2 separate regions of the Homo sapiens genome follow, and region 1 is linked to region 2. A link is a contact called in ENCODE Hi-C or POLR2A ChIA-PET data. All regions are on one chromosome and are shown on one strand. Each heading gives the region's core, a stretch centred on a gene start or an enhancer-like site at or near the end of the contact. The rest is flanking DNA. Distances are from core to core; before and after follow the strand shown.

The links. Hi-C counts contacts between places; a loop is a spot of excess contacts on that map. ChIA-PET counts read pairs that join two places held with the same protein, here RNA polymerase II (POLR2A). Pooled maps may share reads with other maps.
Region 1: a map of sigmoid colon shows a loop between it and region 2 (3-fold over the local background). The contact joins the promoter of SORBS2 here to the enhancer-like site in region 2. A Hi-C loop is called at or near these places in 12 of 168 maps with a recorded cell type or tissue (Caco-2, Calu3, HepG2 and 7 more), 1 of 37 single-sample maps with no recorded cell type and 8 of 50 pooled maps. POLR2A ChIA-PET finds 5 or more read pairs at or near these places in 2 of 52 experiments (MCF 10A and WTC11).

Annotation. Positions count from the first base shown.
Region 1 is chr4:185,810,940-185,814,015 of GRCh38, forward strand. It overlaps SORBS2 (sorbin and SH3 domain containing 2), which reads right to left and starts at 1,255. Exons shown (of 27, transcript NM_001395207.1): 1 at 725-1,255.
Region 2 is chr4:186,028,534-186,031,577 of GRCh38, forward strand. No RefSeq gene overlaps it. Among named protein-coding and RNA genes, the nearest start is that of TLR3, 39 kb to the right of the region's middle. Within about 2 kb of position 1,323, at least 23 of the 41 ENCODE cell types and tissues checked have a DNase peak (open chromatin) inside an H3K27ac peak, as active enhancers do; they include heart left ventricle, heart right ventricle, prostate gland and 2 more, where a contact is called at or near this core.

The DNA.
Region 1 (3,076 bases), core at 5-2,504, 220 kb before region 2:
CAGCTGTCCTAGAACTCAATGCAGAGGCTTCGCTTCCTTTCTTTCCTTGGATTCTGAGCCGGGGGAGCACAATGGGGGTCTTGTGCTCTGGGCCAGCAAGGCATGCAGATACTCGGAAAGGAGGTGTGAACGGCTTCCAATACCTACACTGTTTGCTTTACAACTACCCCAACTAAATCAAACAGGACACCAAGACACTCAGTCCAGGGTAAGCAAGTACAAAATCCACTGGCTATTATGACCCACATAGAGAACAGAATTCTTCAATTTAAGTGTGTACATAGCTGTGTTAAGAGTTAAATAAATCATTTACGAGGCTTAAAAAGAAATGCTTCTCATGTAGTTCTTTTTCATGTAGTTCTCTGAATACAAGTCAAAGTGCAGGTCACGAAAGAATCCATTGTTCACAAGCGAGAAATGTTGTTGGCTGTGAGGACGGTTCAGAACAAGCCATCGTAGTCTGCTCAAACAGTAAATATTGGTTTTAAAACCCCAAAGCATATCGGTCATGTTTTTTATCTTCCAATTGCTAGAACCAAAATTCACTGAAACAACTCTATGTCTCTGATACTATTTTCTAGAAATGTGTGTGTATGCGTGTGTGTATGTGTCTGTGTATGTTTGTTTGGTAAATCCAAATCACACAATCAACGTAAATCTTTCAGGCTAAGTTTTGCCCCAGTTATTTTTATGCTGTGCTTTCAAAAAGGTCAAAAAAGCTTACCTCTGTCAGTGTACTGGGACGCTCAGGAAGCCCCTTCTCCGCCTCGGCCTCAGCGTGCAGACATATGCCCTGGGAGCCCACAATCTGTTAACAGGAAGCAGGTAAACCCGAGAGCGTCCGCCTGCGTTCCAGTCCAGTGCCCGTCCCAGCACACACCTGCTTTTTCAGACCTGCCGCTCATATGCCACAGCCACGCACAGGACCAGCGTTAGCAGAGTGCAACACCCTCCGTTTGGATCCCTCGTTTTCAGGGTAAGCAGCTAGGGAGCTGCTGAGATAATATTGCAGGGAAAGCTTGCCTTCCCAAGACAAAAACCTTTGCTGCTGCCTGATAGCAGATATGCAGCATTATCACTCTGCATTCCACATTCTCCAATCAGCTAATTGGAACGGCAGTCAACAGCCTGTCCAAAAGGCAGCTTGCAGGCCTGCGTGGCTGTGATCATTGTATACTAACATGCCCATTGCTTCTCTCTTCCCTGAAGAGATGTATAAAAGAGGCTTCTTCCAGGGCGAAGCTCAGCAGAATATGCCACACTGTTTTCCATAAGTAAAATGGCTGGTCCTCTCAGCTCTGCTGCAGACAGCTCATTGGGTTCCACTGGCTTTTCGTAGCCATAGCAACAACCAACAGACAGACTTAGCAAGCATGGCTGATCATGTGCAGCACACTCACACAGCTTGTTAATTTCTTTTCATCAAACTCATCATTTTTTTGAGGAGGGTAGCTTCTGTTATCTTTCTACACATTTCACCGATAGTGCAAGTGCTCCGATTTTTCTGCTCTCCTGAAGAACTCTTTTTTATATGAGCCGGGGCTATGTATGAAATCGAGGAAGTGAAGCCCTATTAGTGGCTATCCAGGTTAATAACATGCAAATCACTTAAGAGACCCTAACTGGAAGCATTGTCAAAACAAGCCCCACCTTCCAGTCATAGAATGAGTGCAGAGAGCTGCAAACGGGAGAGTTACACTTTTTGTTTTTAAATGATAATCTTAGAGCCACTTAATTGAAACAAAACCCTGTGAATTGCTATATAGGGTCAGAATAATAACTAAATCAGGTAGACTATTTTAATAAGATCTTTAAATATCCATTTACTTATGGCTCAACTTATCTGATTACTTTAAGATGCTTTTTATGCAATTTAAAATAGAATTTTTAAAAAATCCTATTGCTTCTACGGCAGAAAATGATTCTTTAACTCAATCTTATTTGTAAATTAAAAATTCTTTTTAAAAAATCCGCACCTAATTAAAAATTCTTTGACTTTAAACATTACCTTCAAGGCAAGAATAGTTTTACTTCCTCAGTAAAATGGATCACATTCCACCCGTCCATAACATTTCACCTCCTCTGGGAATCTACCATGATTAATGCCATGAACAACGTAAATCTTCTGCAGAACCCCCAGGCTTTTCTTCTTTTTCAGGACTCTATCACCAGTCATATTCTATCTGATATATTTCCAAGGCACTGTCCCATTTATTTTTGTTTCTAGCAATCTGTTTCAAATAGTTATGTTAACACTTTGGACTTGTAAATATAGATGTTCTATTTGCTAAGTAGTCATTGATTTAGGATTCCGTCAGTATTGCGTTTCCCTACCCATGTTAACACTCCTGCCTTCAGTATTAATTCCCAAATTTTGACTGCATAGGAATCCTGTGGATGTAGATTTGGGGATGCCCGCTCCCCTTCCTCCCCAACCGGATTCACATTAGGTAGGTCTGAGCCACCCAGGGTCAGCGTATCCATGGAGGACAAGTGGGTGGCGCTTTCCTGCTTGGGAGAGTCCTCACCGCTTCAGATCGCCTCCAGCCAGCCTACCTTTTCTCACTGAAGTTCCCTTCCCTGAAGTTATTTTGCATTTGCTGTTGCTGAGCGTGCCCCTGCCTTCGCCCTCAGCCTCCCATTCTACTATTCACTGCCCACGTTTCAGAATCCTGCATTACACACCATTTCCTTGCCCTGCAGATGCTGCTACTATTAAAAACCTTCTCAATCTGACTGCTCCTCGCCCCAGCACCTTTAACCTCCATCCCAATCTGCCTCCTCTTTTATCTTCCAACACCTGGCCCAAATGGACCACCTCACTCATGACTCTCCCAGGTGGGGTCTGAGCGACCTCTTCTGCGACTCCCCTGTACCGGGGTCCACCTCTGCTATTACAGGCCTTGTCACGCCCTGGGACTTCTTAGCAGTTCTCCTTTTATGTCTGACTCCCAGACTGTTCTATCAACTCTCTGGAAGCCAATCTGGTCCATGTCTTCTTTGCCCTCCATGCTTGGAATATTCTAATTTCTCAATGCCTCTAAATGAGGACCTACGACACTGTATGAATAGGGAC
Region 2 (3,044 bases), core at 73-2,572:
TTTGTAGAGAATCTTCATTCATGCAGCCTGGCCTTTCCCGATCTAGGAGAGATTAACTAAGAGTCTGACACCTGGCTGGGCGTGGTGGCTTACGCCTGTAATCCCAGCACTTTGGGAGGCTGAGGCAGGCGGATTACAAGGTCAGGATATCAAGACCATCCTGGCTAACACAGTGAAACCCCGTCTCTACTAAAAATACAAAAAACTAGCCGGACATGGTGGCGGTGCCTGTAGTCCCAGCTACTCAGGAGGCTGAGGCAGGAGAATGGCGTGAACCTGGGAGGTGGAGCTTGCGGTGAGCCAAGATTGCGCCACTGCGCTCCAGCCTGGGTGACAGAATGAGACTCTGTCTCAAAAAAAAAAAAAAAAAAAACAGAGTCCGACACCTGTTAAGTTCTGAAAAGAGACATTCAGTATCTATTCTCTCTGAAGGCTGCTACCTGGAGGCTTCATCTACATAACAAGGACCTTGCCTTCCACAACTCCCCTTATGTGAACCCAAGCATTTCTTTCTACCAACTTCAAGCCTTTAGACAAAGCTTAACTGTTTCAAACAATTGCCAATCAGAAAATCTTTGAATCTACTTATGACTTATAAGCCCCCCACTTCTCACCTTTGAGATATCCCACCTTTCCAGGCAGAACCAATGTACACTGTACATGTACTGATTTATGTCTTTGTCTGTAACTTCTTTCTCCCTAAAATCTATAAAACCAAGCCATAACCCGACCACCTCAGACAGCCTCTGTCAGGACCCCTTGAGACTGTTCTCTGAGTCATGGCCACTCATATTGGTGCAGAATAAACCTCTTCAGCTGTTTTACAGAGTTTGGTTTTGCCAGTAACACTCACGCTTTGCACTTTGTCCACCTCGTCCTTGGGGTATCCTCACTCTAAACCACAGTGTTTAGTATATGGTTGGCACTTGATACATATTGCTGAATAAATGATCAGGCCCTTTAAGAACTGGTTAAGAACAAAACAAAAGCAAGACTGCCCTTTCTATGGAAAAATAAATACTTAGATGTCCAGACATGTTTATACTCAACTTCCTGAATTTCCCAAAAGGAAATGCGGGGAGGGGATGAGATGAGGTCTGCTCTAGTTAACTTGCTTGGAAGCAGCAATTTTGATCATGGAACTATTAAAATGTATGTGACCTTCCAAAAAAAATAAAGAGGGGAAATAGTTTCAATGTTCCAAACTCCCTCTTTGGGTCTGAAACATGTGTCACTGGCAGGTCACCCTCCCGGGAGTGCATGTCTGAAACGTGTCACTGGCAGGTCACCCTCCTGGGAGTGCACGCCTGCACGAAGCCCATGTTTGGCTGTGCCTGGAGTGTCTCCATTAGCGCTGGCACATAATGCTGCAGCCTGCGCCAGCTGCTTTTCAAACAGATTCACTGGCAACAGAAAAGGAAGAAAAAAAAAATCCAAGGTCTTAGGGTACATTTTTTTCATTCTCTTTCTACAGCTAAAAGGAAGCTGGAAGCTTGAGAAGGATTCACAGTAGCTGAATAATAGCCAGAAAGGGAGATTAGCAAGGAGCATTGTGAGAGCTGGGAGATTTTTCTTGGGTTTAGCACGAGAAGAATGTAATGCTGTGTGTGTTTGACTTGCTCGTTCTGTTGGTGTCCCCCCTCCCTTGGCTCCAGAGCCCCTGTACGCCTTCCCTCTTCCTTTGCCAGTAAGGGATTGACATGGGGTCAGTCATGAAGACGCTGTCTCCCAGCCCCACCCCAAAGGTCACAGCAGGAGGCTGCTGCAGGCTGCCTCTCAGGCTGCCAGTGGGAACAAAGATGAGGGCTGCTCAGCTCTTTTCTGGCTACCCAGGGAGAACAGTAAATCCCCTGGTGCTGCAGAGAGACCTGGACTTGGCGTGGAGACATGCTCCTTCCAAGTGACTAATTGTCAGATTTTCATATTTCATAAGGCACGCCAGCAATGAACAAGCAAGCAAAGGGACCGCAAATTAAGAAAATTACTCTAATTTATTGGTAACAATCAACCTTCATTTTCCTCTTTTCCATGGAACTTCTTCCTAATGACCTCCCCTCCTACAGCTGTGTCATTTGGATAAACACATCTCTCAGACATTTTTTAATGAAATTTGAGGCTATTCACGAAGGAGGAAGGGGAGGAAAAAGAAAACTCCTTATGCTCATCTCCCTTCATATTGTAGATGGTTCATAATGAGCACAGTGTCTTTTGAGATGTACTTGAAGGCATATTTTTCCATTTCCCGTAAATCTTCATGCTCTGGGTGTCCCAGTCATTGAAGCTGTGGGTTGCAGTGCTCCAAGAGTAAAAGGGTTCAGGAAATGCGACCGCAAAATATACTGATTGCTTCAAATGGAGGGCACTGGAGGAGCAGCAATGCAGGGAGGGGCTTTCTCTGAACCTGCCTATCTGCCTAAAAACCCAACTCTCCAACAGGAGCTCAATTGTCATGCATCTCCTCCCTGGGAATCTCATCAACCTGGGAGGATTATCCAGGAGAGACTTGGGGTCCACAGGACATCCAGGCAGACTCAGTCACAGGCATCACCCATTCACCTTCCCCCAGGTCATTCTCTCACCCCAGGCTTCCCGCACCTCCCCTCTTTCCCTGGGAAGAGGTTTGTGGGCTTCCAGACCACACTGGGTTTGGGCACTCACTTTTCTTCCCTGGGCTGCCCCTGTGCATATAATACATGTGTTTGCCTTTTCTCCCACTCATCTGCCTACTGTCTGCGTATTTCATAGACTCAGTTATCAAACCTTCAGAGAGCAGGGGGGTTGTCTTCCCTCCCCTGCAAGGGAAAAGTGGCTTCCTGCTCTTCCAGTTTACAGGTATATGCTGGGACAGTCAAACCTGATTTTTGTTGCTGTCTGCAGCAAGACAGTAAGACCACAGGCTAGACTTTGGAGAGAGGATGAGAGCAAGGATAAGTGAAAGAATAAGAGTGAGCAAAAGTGAGGAAGAGAGAGAGAGAGAAGAGAGAATTTTATGAATCTCTTAAGCATATGCGGAACTCAGCCTGGAGGTCTGTGATCACACGATT